Linked DNA regions of Homo sapiens: region 1 is linked to region 2. The links are chromatin loops, found by intact Hi-C in ENCODE. Cell type or tissue: gastrocnemius medialis. All regions are shown on one strand. Each heading gives the region's core, and the rest is flanking DNA. Links, peaks and the distances in the headings are about the cores only. Region 1 overlaps SERGEF (secretion regulating guanine nucleotide exchange factor). Region 2 has its middle 4.5 kb from the start of KCNC1.

Evidence for each region. A loop is a pair of places that touch in the nucleus more often than their neighbours do. Peaks named below come from ENCODE experiments on the same cell type or tissue, not always from the same donor. Only the 100,000 strongest peaks of a DNase experiment are listed, where the experiment ranks them.
Region 1: a loop joins it to region 2, with 10 times the contacts of the local background. A loop is called at or near these places in 100 of 110 quality-filtered maps.

The regions. Positions count from the first base shown.
Region 1 is chr11:17,976,780-17,985,114 of GRCh38, reverse strand. The region is part of intron 8 of SERGEF (secretion regulating guanine nucleotide exchange factor); the gene reads left to right. Among named protein-coding and RNA genes, the nearest start is that of SERGEF, 32 kb to the left of the region's middle. In gastrocnemius medialis, for the core only: CTCF peaks have their summits at 5,160 (motif pointing right) and 6,239 (motif pointing right); a DNase peak (open chromatin) is centred at 6,304; H3K27ac peaks cover 294 bases.
Region 2 is chr11:17,726,080-17,734,414 of GRCh38, reverse strand. No RefSeq gene overlaps it. Among named protein-coding and RNA genes, the nearest start is that of KCNC1, 4.5 kb to the left of the region's middle. In gastrocnemius medialis, for the core only: CTCF peaks have their summits at 3,180 (motif pointing left) and 3,729 (motif pointing right); DNase peaks (open chromatin) are centred at 3,154 and 3,644; H3K27ac peaks cover 280 bases.

The sequences.
Region 1 (8,335 bases), core at 191-8,190, 250 kb before region 2:
CCATACTCAATATCAAACTCTGACAGCAAAGTTTTCTAAAGTCTTTTACTTGCATGCAGTAGGCAAGTGGCTCTTTCATATTATCAACAACTTGGAAGATTTTCGTGGCCTAATTTGTAATATTACCTATTAAAATTCAGGATACTCATCCCAATTTGTAATTGTGTACATCTCTTTGTATTCTTATTTGTTTAATGTCTAGACTGTAAATTACATGAGAGCAGTGTCTGTTTTGTTCATGGCCATATCCCCAGCATCTGGCACAGGCCTGATACATAACAGATGATCAGTAACTAAGTGCTGAATGAATAAGTAAATGGCAAGGTAGAGAAAAACCTGGGCTTTGAAGTCAGATAGACCAAGGCTTGAATCTTAGCTCTCTTAACCTACTGATTGTGTGACTGTGGGCAGCTCCACCTCTCTCTGTCTCCATTGTCACCACCCTAGTTCAGCCCACTGTCACCTCTTAACTAAATCCTGCAGTAGCCTTTAACTGGTGTTCTGGTCTTCCCATATTTACTCCTTGATATAGTTTGGATGTGTGTCCCCACCCAAATCTCATGTTGAAATGTAATCCCCAGTGTTGGAGGTGGGGCCTGATGGGAGGTGATTGGATCATTGGGGTACATTTCTCATGAATGGTTTAGTACCATTCTTCTTGGTACTGTCCTTGCCATTGTGAGTGAGTTCTCATGAGATCTGGTTGTTTAAAAGTGTGTACCATTTCCCTCTTGCTGCCTTGCGCCTGCTCTTGTCAGATGATGTCCAAGCTCCCGCTTCCTCTTCCACCATGATTGTACGCTTCCAGAGGCCTCCCCAGAAGCTAATGCTCGAACTATGCTTCCTGTACAGCCTACAGAACCATAAGCCAATTAAACCTCTTCTCTTTATCAATTACCTAGTCTTAAGTATTCTTTATAGGAGTGTGAGAATGACTAATATCCTCCCTCTCCCCTCCAACCCATTCTTCATACCTCAGTTGAAAGATCTCTTCAAACCCATTGTGTTACATTCATATGGCTTCCCATTGCTCTTATGATGAAAATATAATCCTTAGTGGTTCTACAGGTCCTATGTAATCTGATGTCTGCTGACCTTTCCAGTCCCATTTCTCACCATGCTAGTTCTTGATCCCTATCCAATCTGCACTCTGGCCTTTGCTTGGTCCCTTGAAAGCATCATTCATTTCCCACCATAGTGCCTTTGCACCTGATATTCCCTCTATTTGGCCACTTATCCATGCACCTCTTCTTCAGTTTGACTTAGCTAAATCCTTTTTTTTTTTTTTTAAAGTCTTAACCCTTAACTTAGGTATCTGGGAGAACTTCTCTTGACATTGCTGACTAGTCATTTCTCCTTTTTTTTTTTTCTGTTCTCATAGCACCGTAAACCTCTCTTTTGTGCTCTTTTTTGGTAGCATTCTTTGACTAATTTCCTTTCCCACTAGACTGTAAGCCCCATGAAGGCAGGAGCCATGCTTGCTTTTGCCTACTTAAGACATGTTGGACAAATGAAAAAACCCAACTTCTTTGAACTTATTTCCTTATTAGGAAAGTGGGGAAATAACTGCTGACCTGATATGAGGATTAAAAGAGATGATGTATTAAAGCATCCAGCACAGGACTGGCTCATATGTCTTTTAAAGACACATTAGCTCCCACTACTCTTTTGGAAACTCTTGAGCTCTCTAGAGATCACATGCTCCATTTCTTCTCTTTATATCTCTGTGGGGCTGGATGTGAATGTCTCTGGATGGGTGACAAGTTGATTCAGAACTCTCCTGAAGAGTGCAGAAAGATCAGTGCTTACAAATGCTGGTTACAAGTGCTGGTTGCTGACGGTGTGTTAGAATTTCAAAGGGAATTATTTACACAAGATCTAAACCTTAATGTGGAGTTGGTCAGAATGTCTAGAATCCAGTTGCTTTTGGGGTGCTGGAAGCTTTCCCTGAATCATGCAGTATCCCAAAGTAGCCTTGTGGTCTTACAAGGAATATGGATTGAAAAAGTGAGAACAAATACAGGGAGTTCTTTGACATTCTTTACTTTCTTCAGTGTTACCTTAAAGAGCCAAAGAGTCTTAGAAGTTTTAGAGAATCAATGATGGAAGAAGCAACTTCCTCACTTTGCAAATGAAAAAACTGAAACCAAGCAGAGAGAAAGTGACTTTATGGCAACTTTAAGCTAGAAATCTAGTTCTACTTTCCAGTGAAATTTTCTCCCTTCCATCGGTGTCCTCTTGATTTGTGGTTATATCCTTTTGATTGAGGTTTTTTATTATTTGTTTTCCTAAAGAGGGGAATTGTATGGTACATATGAAAGGGACTGGCTGTTAGCTACTCTTTCAAGTGTCACAGCCCAAGAAATATTTTATTGCATTTGATGTCTAAGCATTAGTGAAATTCAAGCCCAGCCATTGATTCACACTAAACTGAGTTTATAAATATACCTAATGCTGATTTTTCTGTTTTGGGGCCAAGATCCTTTTCAGAATAGGGTGACAGTATACATTACTCCATCTTCTTTGGGACCATATATCATGAAACTTCAACCAAGCCTGGGGAGATTCTGACCTCATGGGCTCTATTTAAAGCAGGTGCTTTGGAATTAATGATGCTTGTGCTTTAGAATTTTGAAAACCCCATGAGTGAAAGTCAAACTGAGCCCAAAGGCTTGTTTTGAAATGGATACTTTTTTATTCTTATTAAAGTCATGAGTTTTTATCCTAGAATCCTTAGAATGTCAGTAATGGATGGAAACTTAGAGATCATCTGGCCTTAATTCCTCAGTTTAGAGATGTGAAAACTGAGGACTAAATAGGGGAGGCACAGTGAGTGAATGAAGGAGCTAGGACCAGAACTCAATCAAGTCTCATGACTCTCAGTACAGTGTTCTTTCTGCCTTGTTACATTCTTTCCAGAGATGATGAGGAAGTGTGGACGACTTAACTAGTCAAATCCAGGGACCTGAACCAGGAATGACAGTTCCTTCTGTATAAGAAGTTCTGCTTTGGCCAGGCATGGTGGCTCACGTCTGTAATTCCAACACTTTGGGAGGCTGAGGCAGGTGGATCTCTTGAGCCCAGGAGTTTGAGATCAGCCTGGGCAGTATGGCAAAACTCTGTCTCTACAACAAAATATAAAAAAAATTATCTGGGTGTGGTGGTGCGTGCCTGTGGTCCCAGCTACTTGGGAGGCTGGGGCAGGAGGATGGCTTGAGCCCAGGAGGTGGAGGTTGCAGTAAGCTAAGGTTGCGCCACTGCAGTCCAGCCTGGGTGACAGAGTGAGGCCCTGTCTCAAAGAGAAAAAAAAAGAAGTTCTGCTTCAAGAAAACACTTATTCTTACCTGAAGAGTGCAGCCATAGATTTCTTTAAGGATATGTGTGTGGAGTAGAAACTGGGAAATGGTTCCTGAGAAGCGAGGGTCAGGAGGCCATTCTGGGATTCACAGAAGCAGCTACATGAGAATACAACAGCAATCATAACTCTCACGGACCACCTTTATTACTATAAAGTACTTTCACATCCATGTTCTCATATGAAGTTGGCAAGATGAGTATTATTATCCTTACTTCACACAAGAGTCCCTAATTCGTTAATGGCATTGCCCTGTTTCACACAGAAGGGCAGAGCTAAAACTTGAATCCCATCTTTTGTCCCCAAGCCTGCTATTCTAATTCCAGATCTTGTGTTTCTCAGAGAGCTCTAACTCATCAGCTAAACTTCTTTTACCCTTCAAAGAAACATCTTTCCCCAGCTTTTGACAGTGATACTACATTTCGGCAAGCAATTGGAAGGAAATTCATAGGTATCTTTAGTCCTTTAGCAGATATTTGTGAAATGCTTATCTATATGCATATAGTACTATGCTACAGAATACAGGGGAATATAAAATCCAGAACCACCTTTAGGAAGCTTGTGGTTGGATGAGCAACTAAATATTTAGTAGAAGAATAAAAAGATTGTGGCCAAGGGCCGAAGGAGTGACCCAGACACTGCAGGCTCTAGGATTTCAGGGGAAGGAGAGGTCAGTGTGGGTGAAGTTGGTCAGGGAAGGGTGTGAAATTGTGGTTGGGCTTTGGGAAGGTCACATTTTAATAGATGGAGAGTTTGACTTGCTTCTCTTGCTTTCTCTTTGTCCTCTGGCAAGACACTAAACTCTCTGGTCCCTTTCTTCCATCTGGCCAATACGTTTACATAATAATCTTTAAGGGTCATTCCAGCTCTGAAATTCTATCCTATAAAAAATAAAACTGGCCTAAAGAAATAGTCATGGATGTATTCAAAGATTAAGTATAATGCCATTTACTGCAGCCTAATTTATAATGACAAAAACAAAGGTATGGAAACAAATAAAATTGAAGAGAGATTGGTTAAACAAATTGTGGCAGAGCCATATGTTGGAATATTATATTGTCATTAAATAGAATGTTTTAGAAGGATATTTAATGACAGGAATACGCTCGTGGTATAGTAAGTGAAAAGAATGATTAACCATACTGTAACTTCTAATTTGTTGAAAGAAAAAAAGAATGTTTCTGTAGAAAAGACTAGAAGGAAATGGGCCAGGTGGGATTATGAGTGAATTTGTTTTCTATGATGAATTTTGAATATTTTCAATTTGATTATAGCTCCTATAAATACTATTTTAAAGTTAATAAGATCACTTACCCCTCAGTGCAAGAGACTGGCTCCTTTGCCATCTATTCCCATGTATATATGTCCTTGACAAGTCACTTGCACGGGCCTCAATTCGGAGGTTGCATGGAAGAGAGGCAAGATACTTTAGCAGGAGGCAGGAGAGTGGCCATCTATTTTTGGCTCGGTCATGAGTCAGCTTTGTGACTTTGGGTAAGTCCCTCCTGAATATCCCTGAGCCTCAGTTTCTTCATCTGAAGAGGGGAGTTGGAGGTCACAAAAGGTCCTTTAAGTTGCAAAATATATTTGTTCCTAAAGATGGATAATTTCTCCACTATTGTGGAACTGGCTAAGAGGCCTCTTTGGCTTCTTGAGCCTGGCCTCTTTCTTTTCTCTCCCGCTCCCCTGCACTTGGGCTCTGCTGGCTGCAGGCTGATTTCTTTCATTCAGAGTTCAGGGTGAATTGGAGTAGAAGTTGAGTGACAGGGTCTCTGCGCAGGTAGGGTGTAATGACAGCACTGAACCACTAGAGGGAAGCATTGTTTGATTACTTTCCCCTTTCCCATTTTTTAGCGGCTGTGTCTGCAGGTGAAGATCAGTCTTGATTTGCCTGGGGGTTTCAAATTCTAGCATTTTAGAATTAAAAGGACTTCGAAGATCATCCAGTAAAACCCTAGTATGCTGCAGATGTGCGATGATAGAGGCCTGGAAAAGCAAGCGACCTAGTTAAAGTCACACAATGTGCTTTTTCAGGGTCTACACTGTAAAGGAAGGCTGCAGACAGAGCCAAGGGTATGATCAGTTGAGTCCACAAAGAATAGACAGGTCCCATGTTGTGCAGAAACCTAAAGGATCTACTTGTATACTTGCATTCACTGAGCGCCTCTGGCCAGGTGTTAAGAGGCCTGGAGATAGAGAAGAAAAGATATAACCCTGCCCGGAGGAGCTGCTGTCTGGCAGGGGGAAGCTCACACAAACACACAATGCTACCCCAGGTGTCTTCCCCACTATTTGGTGGTCTGCCTAGTCTAGGATCCAGGCTGTGGTGGTGGCTTGGAGCCTGGTTTATGGAAGACCCTGCAGGTGTTCTTATGAATGATCACCTCCAAGATTAGGGAGATACATTGGATACCCCAAGTTTGTATTTCCAGTTAATTTCTGCAAGCAGTGCTCAGCCTGTTCACGTGCCATGCCTTACTATTTCTTGAGGTTTGCGAGGAATCCTGGCAGTTTTTTCCCCACCTTCAAACAGCTTTGTTCCTTGGCTCTAGGCTGACTTTATTTTTGGTTTGCAGGTACCCACCAGCCCTAAGCATTGTGGCAAAGTGAAACCGTGTACTGGCCTGGGAACCAGGCAGCTCTGTGATCTTATGCAGGTTACCTTCTGTCTTTGAGAAGGGAGGTCATGTTCTCAGCTGCAGCTGTGTCATCTCTGCTAGAGAGATGAAGCGTTATCATTATATTTGGATTTTGTGTTTGGCTGTGAATACCCATTGATCTGTGGTCTAGAGAAGTGTAGCATGTGTGCACCTGAAGCAGAAGCAGGAGTCACCCTCTGAAGTGGGTGTATTCGACAAGGGGCTGGGCCTGCAGGGCCACCAGATGGCAGCAGTAGGCAGCCAGCTAGCCTTGGGATGAGGCTGGTAGAGTCATCATTCGGAATTAGTAAGGTCAGAGCTGAAAGGGCCCCTGGAGGTCACCCAGGCCTTCCCTGTTTTTGTATGGATGGGAGAACCTAGGCCCAGAAAGGGAAAGGGTCTTGCATAAGGACACACCCTGAGTTAATAGCTGATAGTCCTTGCTCTTAACAGGAACTGATATGGATCTGACCTCTAGCTGGCTGCCCCATGGAGATCCAGGGGACAAGGGCCAGTGAGCCAGCTGTGGGAGAGGACCTGGCAGTGGCAGTTAACTGTCTGCCTTTTTCCTGATTTCTTCAAGGGCCTGGTCTTAATGATTTTTCACCTTCTCACTCACAGCAAAAGCAATGTGCACATCTTTTCTGCTCGCCTCTGCCCTGTCCAGTTCTCCTCCTCAGTTCTCTGGACCAAGGCTTCCCATCACACTGTGCAATGGATAGAATTAGGGGTCATCTCTTAAGTCCTATACCCCACAGATGGGCAGGCCCAGGGCCTTGCCAGAGACATGCTGAAGACATGAGTTAGCACAATTGGTTGAATAAGAACATTTTTTTTTTTTTAATTTCCAAGGGGATCAGGTTAGGGCAGGGAGCCAGTGTTTGCCAAGTACTTACTATGTACTAGGTGCTCTGCCAGGTACTGCTCTACAGCCTGAGGGTAATACTGCTGTAGCCCCTTAAGGTAGGGTTCATTTCCCTTCATTCTAGGTGAGGATTGAGGCTCAGAGAGGCTAAGTGGCTTGTATAAAGTACCATAGCTAGTTAGAAAGCAAAGCAGACACTTGAATCCTGCTGTGTTTGATATCAAAGCTTATTTTATTTCATCATGCCACTTCCTCTCAAGGTGACCTTATGGGAAATGTAGCAATTGACTATCTTATTCCATTCAGGCTGCTATACCAAGTGATATAGACTGGGTGGCTTATAAACAATAGAAACCTATGTCTTACAGTTCTGGAGGCTGGGAAGTCCTAATCAAAATACCAGAAGATTTGGTGTCTGGTGATGACCTGCCTCCTGGTTCATAGACTCTCACCTTTTTGCTGTGCCTCACATGGCAGAAGAAGTAAAGGAGCTCTCTGGGGTTTCTTTTATAAGGCCAATGATCCCATTCATGAGGGCCCTACCTTCATGACCTCATCACCTCCCACAGGCCTTGTCTCCATAATATTAAGGGTTAGGATTTCAACATATGAATTTGATGGGGACACAACCATTCAGTCTGTAGCAGCCCTTTAGGCTTTAGGGAGGGGGCAACAGATATTTTGTCTCTCCTTCCTGGAGAAAGCTTCTGGGGGAGTTATGGTGGTGAACTGCCAGAGGGAGGAGGCCTTTGAAGCAGGAAAGGGCAGGTATTTATTGGAGCAGGTTAGGGAGTGGTGGCTGGTGGTATAAAGCCCACTGAGAAATGGTTAAATACCTTTCCCCTCTGTGCCTGTGTTCTAGCAGTTCTTTCTTCCAGGAATGCTCGTCTCTGTGATTCCTGCATAGCTACTGCCTCACTTCCATTGGTTCTTGTCCAAATGTCACCTCTTACACTCTATTCCCTTCACTGTGTTATTTTTCATTATAGCAGTTTTCATTGCCTGAAACCATAGTGTCATTATATGTTTACTTATTTGTTGTCATTCTCTCCTAACCGAATGTGAGCCCCACAAGGTTAGGGACTTGGTCTGCTTTATTCATCCCTGGATTTCTCCAACTATAGACGAGAGACTCGAGTGCTGGTGGCATGGGATGGGTAGAACTTTTGGATGTGGAAGTGATGCTATTTCCAATGGCTGTGTTCAGGAGATACAGCCTGTAGCTGGCCCTGCCCTCTTCCTACCTTCTTGGAGAAGCCCAGGCCACAGAGCCTCAGCTCCCTGAGGCTGACAGTGATGCCTGATGCCCCAGCGTTTTAAGACCAGCTTTGCTCCTGCCTATCTGCAAGGCCTTGCCTTGAGACCTTGGCTTCCCCATCTGTCCATAGTGAGTGGGGTGACCAGCCATGCTGCAAGCTCACCAGATGGTTCTGGGAAGGGTGTAGAGGTCCCTGGCAGAGAGCTCAGTTTCCATTC
Region 2 (8,335 bases), core at 121-8,120:
TTGTCATCAGAGACACCCTGGCCCGGACCAGTGCTGACCGCTCCAAGGAATCCTTTAATACCGACCCTTCTCGCGGAACCTGGAGGCCCCATGTTCCTTCCATGGGTAATGTCTTGCATGAACCCCAACACACACACACACACACACACACCACGTTATCCTCTACGCCCTCCACTAACAATCAATCCTGGACCCCTATTAACCCCTTTGGACTCCTTACTGACCCTGGGCCCTTTATAGCTTCAGACAGAGGGAGTCTCCCATGAGTGCCACATCCATCCAAGCTCACGGACTCTCCCACACTAACCCTGGATCCCTAGGTGGAGACCCCTTATGAAAAGGACCTTCTGCCCTCAGAGGTCAGAAGCAGCAACTGCTCGTAGTTTCCCTGAGCACTGACACCCCCACCCCGCACTTCCTAGGGCTTCAACTGCCCTGGGTGATAAGCTGGTGTTATGTCTGGGAGCTGGGTGGGAGCTGCTGCTTGCTGTGATTCCTCCATCTTCACAGTTGGTCCTGGGGGTGGGAGTTCCAGTTTGAACCTCAAAGCCTTCCTGGCCCATGCCTGCTGCTAGTGCCTTGGTTTACTCAGTAAAGCAATCACTCCTTTACTCCTTACTTGTTTCAGGATCCGTCCCAGGCACAAGGACACAAGAGATGAATCTGACCCAGCCTCTGGCCTTGAGAAGCTCCCAGCCTTCTGGGGAGGTGGCCAGGTGGGCCTAGGCAGGACTGGGGAGGTCAGGCCCGTCTCCAGGGGTGGCTGGGGTGGGAAAGAGGCTTATTGATCCCAGCTCAACCCAATCGAACACAGGATGCCTGGGCAAAGGGCGATTTAATTAAGAAGATATGAGGCTTTTATTACTGCTGGCACTTTCTAACTGTGCAGACAGCTGTCCCTCTACCCTGACCCACAGATGCCGTTGTGAGCCTGGGGACAAAGCTGTGCCACAGACATCGCTCTCCTTACTTGGCCAGGGGAATCCCAATCTAGCCACAGGAAAATCTGTGTGTGGTGGGTAAAAGGCTTGAAGGGGTGGAGAGGGGCAGGGCAAGGATTGACAGATGGGAATAGGACAAGGGGAGAGACAGAGAGGCTAAATTAAGTCAGAAATGGGCAGAGTTGGGCAGAGACAAAGAGAGGGTTGGATTTTGGGGCCTGCATGGCACCTCCTCCCTCCAGATATTGATCTGTGTGATTCCTCTAAATAGGAGCTGTTTCCCCTTCAATCTCAGAGTAATGCAGGGATGAGAGTGATTTTGAGTGTCCCTTTCACCCTGACCAGTGTGAGTCCCCATCTCCTAACCACAAGGAAGCCTGGCCTGGTGTGGCCCGGCCTGGTGTGGCCCATCCTGGCCCATATTCAGATCCCCGGGACATGGGTTCTCAGGAAATTCTGTCCCAACATTGGTAGAAGATGAAATAGAAATGGAGAATCCAGAAGGAAGAGAAAAAGGTGGACACAGAGGCAGACACATACACACACACACACACACACACACACACACACACACACACACACACACAGCTGGGAGAAATCAAGATGGGGAGAGACAAGAAAGCAGCCTCTCCAAACCTTCCTTTCTTTCTACCCAGATGTCCAGCCCCTCTTCTCACCCAAGAATCTTCTGGGATTCTACTAGCCATAGGGTTCCAGGACTTCACCTCTCTCTTCACCTGCAGAACCACACGGGATCAGAGTATGGCTCCTGATCTTCTCCATAGCTCATCTGATCTCCATAAAAGGACCATCAGCTCCTCCAGGGCTTCTTGTTTGCTTCCCTCCAGAGTGCCCAGAATACAGTAGATCCTCACTAAGGTCCAGATGATTTGAGAAAGGCTAGGAGAGAGGCTGGGATCCTAGAACCCAAGTGGCAGAGACTGTGGGAGTCTGGAACACCTAATGGAGACCAAGTCAGGAGGAGGGACTTACCCAGGGTTTTTTAGGGAATCAGTGCAGGGCCCCATCACTACGCCATGGCGAGTCCTAATAGGGGGCTGCAGTGTGACCCAGGCAGTTGGGGAGGGGGCACAGAGAGACAGAGAGAAACAAGGGGCTCCTGGTAGGCAGAAGGTTGGGTGATTAGGGGCTCTGGACGATGTGTTAGAAAGAGGGAGGTAGGCCAGGGTTGGAGGCAGAAGGAATGTGAAAGGGTATTCATTGCACCCTAAAGCCCATTACACCCTAAAATCCCCCAAGAGGTAAGCAGAGAAAACTCAGACACAGGAGCCTCCCCAGCAGGAGAGGGTAGCTGTTCCCAATGTGCCCCACACTGTTCCACTTTAGGATTCTCACTTTGATCCCTGATGACACACCCCCAGCCCAGGCCCCAAAGAATGGCCTCCCTTGTGGATCCTGAACAGGACATCAAACTTTCTTCTCTCACTTCCCCTTCACACTGCGAGAATGCTAGCATTTGCAAACAGCCTAGGAAAACCAAGAGGGCAACACAGAAGAAATCAACAAAAACCAAAAACCAGAAAACAGAGAAACAGAGGGTTTTGGGGGGAAATAGGAGGAAGAATGACTAACCATTCCCTAGCTTCTCACTCGCAAACACTAACGACAGACCCCCAGCTAGACTGAAAACCTCACTCCTTTTCCACTTTGGAGCAGCACCTCCTATTCGCAGCCATTTGCCCCTCCCTTGCAGAAGAAAGCTTGTGGTCTGGTGCCAGAGGGTCTTTGGTAGCTGGGGCTGGTGGGGGTGGGAGCAGTTGTGGTGTGGTATGTTCAGTGGCTAAGAGCACAGACTTTAAAACCAGACTGCCTGGATTCAAATCCCAGCTCCAGTACTGACTAGCTGTGACCTTGGGCAAGTTACTCAACTTCTCTGTGCCTCGTTTTTTGCTTTTACTGTTGTATTGAAATAATAATAATAACTCCTGTATCCTTAACATCTAAGTTCTAGAATTTCTCTTGTTTAGGCCCAAGGAGGGATTGCTGGGCTTCAGTAAGCTTCATGTAGGAAAGGCTAGAATATAAGCTGGTGTTGGGAGTGGACTAAAAAAAAGGTGAAGGGAGTTCTGAAGCCAAGTTTGGCCTATGTTTTCCCACCTGGCACTTGCAGGCCTTAGATCTGGTCCTGCTAAGCTCTGGAACTGGCCCAAGTCCAGCCCCTAGGCTTTTGTCCAGGTTGGCACATCCTCCATGCTGCTCTCCCAGGCCCAGAGCCTCAGCCCTCCTGGTGGGCTGGGGTGCCATCTTGTGGCCATGGCTGGGAACTAACCTAAGCTGGGTATTGACCGAGAAGGCTTTGAGGATAGTAACCCTGCTCTGATGGTAAGCCGTGGGGGTGGCAGACATCCCCTCCCTAGACCATACCGCCTGCCTCCAATGGTCAGGGAAGATTGAATCCAGAGATGCCGTAGTGGGAAATTGGCGACCTTGGCCACAGATCTGTAGGTTGAGCAGTGACCCTGGTAACCTGGGCTGAGCTGCAGCGAGGTATACAGCTAGCTGTTCCTTCTTGGAAACTCTGGGGCAGGGGCACCAACATGGCTTAGGCCATGGGAAGTCCAGAAAGGGGCCAAGGTGAAGAATACTCTTGGAAGGTGTCTAGACCAGGGTTTCTCAACTTCTGCACTGTTGACATCTTGGCTCAGATGTAATCCTTTGCCAGGGTTGGGGCCGGGTGCTGTACTGTGCATTGCAGGATATTTAGCAGGCCTCTGTCCACTAGGTGTCGGTAGAAGCCTCTTCCCTAGCAGTGATCACCAAAAAGGTCTACAGACACTGCCAAATGTACCCTGGGAGGTAAAATTTCTTCCGGTTGAGAGAACCACTGATGTAGACAGACTTGGTTACAAATCCCATTTTTGCTATTCACTAGCTGCGTCAACTAGTCCCATTCCCTCTCTAGGCTTCTATTTCCTCATTATCCATAAAGGGACCAATGTCTGGTAAGGATTAAATGACATGGTACCTCATTTCCTCTTCTTCCCTTTTCTCCCTTCCCTCGGGCTCCCTAGCCCACTTCTCATCCCTCTGTGACCAGCCCTTACACCCCCTCCCCCTCATGGACTCCTACCATCCTTCAGCAATGTCCCTTAGGGTGTCAGTGTGGCCCTGGGGACAGAGCATTAGCCCTCCCTGGGCCTGGATGCCTCTCCCTGCAGGCTGTGGGAGGGAGGTGCGGAAGTGTGAGATGAGATGATGGCTGTGGTGAACATGGTCAGGTGTGCATATATGTAAGGAGGCTGGGTGGGTACAGGCCCTCCTGCAAGCATGTTCACAGCAGGACTGTGCAGAGGACACTGAGTTCTCCTCCCAGAAGCAGCTGGAGACTCGTGGCTACCCTAAAGGTCTTCCCTCTGCGGCTCCTCTGATAGGGAGAGCCTGGCAAGTTCTCTTGTATGTACACCTGTGGATGTGTCAGCCTGCAGGTGAGCATGGTCAGTATGCAGAGGTGGGTCCAGGGTGTGTAGGGCCTGAAGCCTGGAAGTTTTGGGGGTCACTCTTTTAAAAAAAGAAAGCAAAAAAGAATACAAAGTTGGATACAAAAGTGAATATTTATTTAGACTTAGAAAAGGACTCAAGACCAAATATAAATTTTAAGAAGCTGACATATACTACAAATATTTAAAAATACAGAAAAAAGCTTCATATTTTTATTAACTGCACGGCACACCTATATAATGATTTAAAATAAGTTACATTTATTTGGAAGCATTCAGTATGCCAACAAAAACAGATGCAACTTTTTTTGCAATTACAGAATAATATTTAGTTAATACATTTATTTTACATAAGCTACATCGAAGATGACTGGAAATTAAAAAATCATCACCTTCCCTCCAATATAACTATTTTTTTCTGTGTACTAACAAGACCCTGCTTTACATTTCTATGCCAATTTATAGGTCCCGGGTAGTACCAGGCACAGTTAGTAGCTACTGAAAACACCTCCTGGACAGGACTACTTAAAGATACATTATGAAATGCAAGGGACCCAGAAAACTCACAACAGTATTGAAGAAGGAGAGTAAAGCTGGAGGACTCACGCTTCCCAATTTCAAAACTAACTACCACACTACAATAATCAAGACTGTGTGGTATTGGCATAAGGATAGATAGATAGATCAATGGAATAGAATTGAGAGTACAGAAATAAACTCATATATTTATGGTCAATTAATTTTTGACAAGAGTGCCAAGACAATTCAATGGAGAAAGAATCGTCATTTCAATAAATGATGCTGAAACAACTATATATTCATACGCAAAAGAATGAATTTGGATCCCATACTTACACCATATTAAAAATTTTAAATGGACCAAATTCCTAAATGTTAGGGCCAAAGTCATATAACTCTTAGAAGAACTTGAAGTAAGTAATCGTTTCTTAGATGTGATGTCAAAACCATAAGCAAAAAAAAAAAAAAAAAAAAGGAACAGGTAGATAACTTGGATCTTGGATCTCATCAAAATAAAATAGACATTTGTGCTTCAAAGGAAGTGAAAAGAATTCGCAGAATGGGAGATATAATTGCAAATCCTATATCTGATAAGAGTCTGATATCTAGATTAGATAAAGAACTCTCATAACTCAATGTATTAGTCCATTCTCACACTGCTATGAAGAAATACCCAAGACTGGGTAATTTATAAAGGAAAGAGGTTTAATTGACTCACTGTTCCACATTGCTGAGGAGGCCTCAGGAAACTTACAATCATGGCAGAAGGCAAAGGAGAAGCAGGCACCTTCTTCACAGGGTGGCAGGATGTAGTGAATGGAAGCAGGGGAAACATCAGACACTTATAAAACCATCAGATCTCATTGAGAACTCACTATCATGAGAAGAGCATGGGGGAAACCACTCCCAGTGATCCAACTGCCTCCACCTGGTCCTGCCCTTGACACATGGGGATTATGGGGATTACAATTCTAGGTGAGATCTGGGTGGGGACACAGAGCCAAACCATACCACTCAACAACAAAAAGACAACCTAATTTTAAAATGGGCAAAGAATTTGAATGGACATTTCTCCAAAGAAAACATACAAATACTCAATACGCACATGAAAACATGCTCAACATGTGATTAGAGAAATGCAACTCAAAACCCACTTCACACCCACTAGGCTACTTCTAACAAAAAAGACAAACAACAGAATGTTGTCAAGGATGTGGAGACATTGGAACCCCTATATGTTGCTGATGGGAATATAAAATGGTGCAGCTGCTTTGGGGAAAAGTTTGACAGTTCCTCAAAACTTTAAACATAGAGCTGTGATATAGCTAGCAATTCTGCTTTTAGATACATACCCAAGAAAATTGAAAGCACACATTTACACAGACACTTGTACTTGAATGTTCACAGCAGCATTATTCCTAATAGCTAAGAAGTAGAAATAACCCACGTGACCAACAGATGAATGAATTAAAAAAGTGTGATATATCCGTATAATACACTATTATTCAGCATAAAAAGGAATGAAGTATGCTACACGCTGTAAGATAGATGAACTGGCTGGGTGCGGTGGCTCACACCTGTAATCCCAGCACTTTCGGAGGCCGAGGTGGGGGGATCACCTGAGGTCAGGAGTTCAAGACCAGCCTGGCCAACATAGTGAAACCCCATCTCTACTAAAAATACAAAAATTAGGCGAGCGTGGTGGTGGGTGCCTGTAATCCCAGTTACTTGGGAGGCTGAGGCAGAAGAATTGCTTGAACCCAGGAGGTAAAGGTTGCAGTGAGCTGAGATCACGCCACTGTACTCCAGCCTGGGTGACAGAGGGAGACTGTCTCAAAAAAAAAAAAAAAAAAGATAGATGAAGCTTGAAAACATGATGTTGGTGTTAATTGTTGAGGTCTAGTTACAGTGGCATATTATGAATTTTATACATGATTCCTTTCATATGAAATTTCCCAAATACGCAAATCCATAGAGTCAGAAAGTAGGTTAGTGGTTGCCAGGGGCAAGCAGGAGGAAGGGGATAGTGAAGAGTGACAGCTAATGCCTATGGGTTTCTTTTGGGGGTGATGAACATGTTTTGAGATTAGACAGTCGTGATGGTTGCATAGCCTTGTGCATATAGTACAAACCACTGAACTATGCATTTTAAAAAGGTGAATTTTATGGTTGTGAGTTATATCTTAATTTAAAAATTGGGAAAAGTAAAAGAAAGAAGGACCAGTTAACCAGGAGTCTATAATTGAGTTGCCTGTGCTGAGAATAAGCTTCTCAGTTTGTTGTGGTCCCGGTTTCCTTATCTGTAAGAGATCTGCTTCATAATCTCTTCTTTCTTTGAAATGCTTTAAGCAAATTATGAAATAATTTCAAAACTGAGACATACTTTTTAAATTTACTAATTTATTCCACAGAGTAAATGCCAAAGTCCAGGTGGGTTAAGTCCCATTCCCAAGATCTTAGAGCTGGTCAATGACACAGCCAGGCCTAGATCCCAGGGAATTATGTAGCCATTGGCATACCATAGGACTCACTTCCCCCTGCTACTGGGAAAGTTCTACATGAATTAAAACCCACTGTCACGTGTTCTCTGAAAAAAATAAGTTACCAACTACACAAAAATGACCCTGTGCAATATAAAAACAAATATTGCACAGCCTCTCATCGAATGTTTTTAAATAGGAGTGACTTGTGTGCAGTGCGAGTGTTTCAAATGCCTTATGAGAGAAAAAAAAAAACGAAGGTAGGACCAACTTGTTTTTTCATCATTATCACATCATCATCTTTGCCTTTATCTTCCTCCTCGTCTCCTCATTCTATCTACCTTCCACCTCTTGCTCCTTTTTCTTGTCTTTTTCAGTCTTGCCTACCTCTTTCCACCCGCATCCGGCTGCACATTCTTTGATTGCTTCTTCATGTGACAATGGTTTTATAATATCATTTTCTATACAGAGAATAGAGAGATTATTCAGTCTTTCCTTCAACATGGTTGATCAAAACTTGTTTTGTACCATTGATAATTTAAGGAAATTTCAGGCTCACAAGTCTATTGGAAATGTCATGTACATTTTTAGAATTGATGTCAAATTTGAGGAAACCTCAATCAAGTTTCTTTCATCTGTGGGCTGTAAAAACTCAAGGCATTTTGAGTTTTCTTGTGTGGTGACTAATTTTAAATATTTTTTAATTGACAAGTTTCTTTAATAATTGTGTTGATGATGTTGAGGTCTTGTTATAGTGGCATATTATGAATTTTATGCTATCTTTGTGGATGCCAGTAGTTTGTAACAGATCAGCAAAAAATTTAAATCTTTTCCCAATGTGTTCATGTAATTTGCCATTATTCACTGGTGGGATTATTAAACCATGCAAGAGTCTTTTCCATAAATCTATTAGAAAATTTTCTTCTTCTTTTAATAA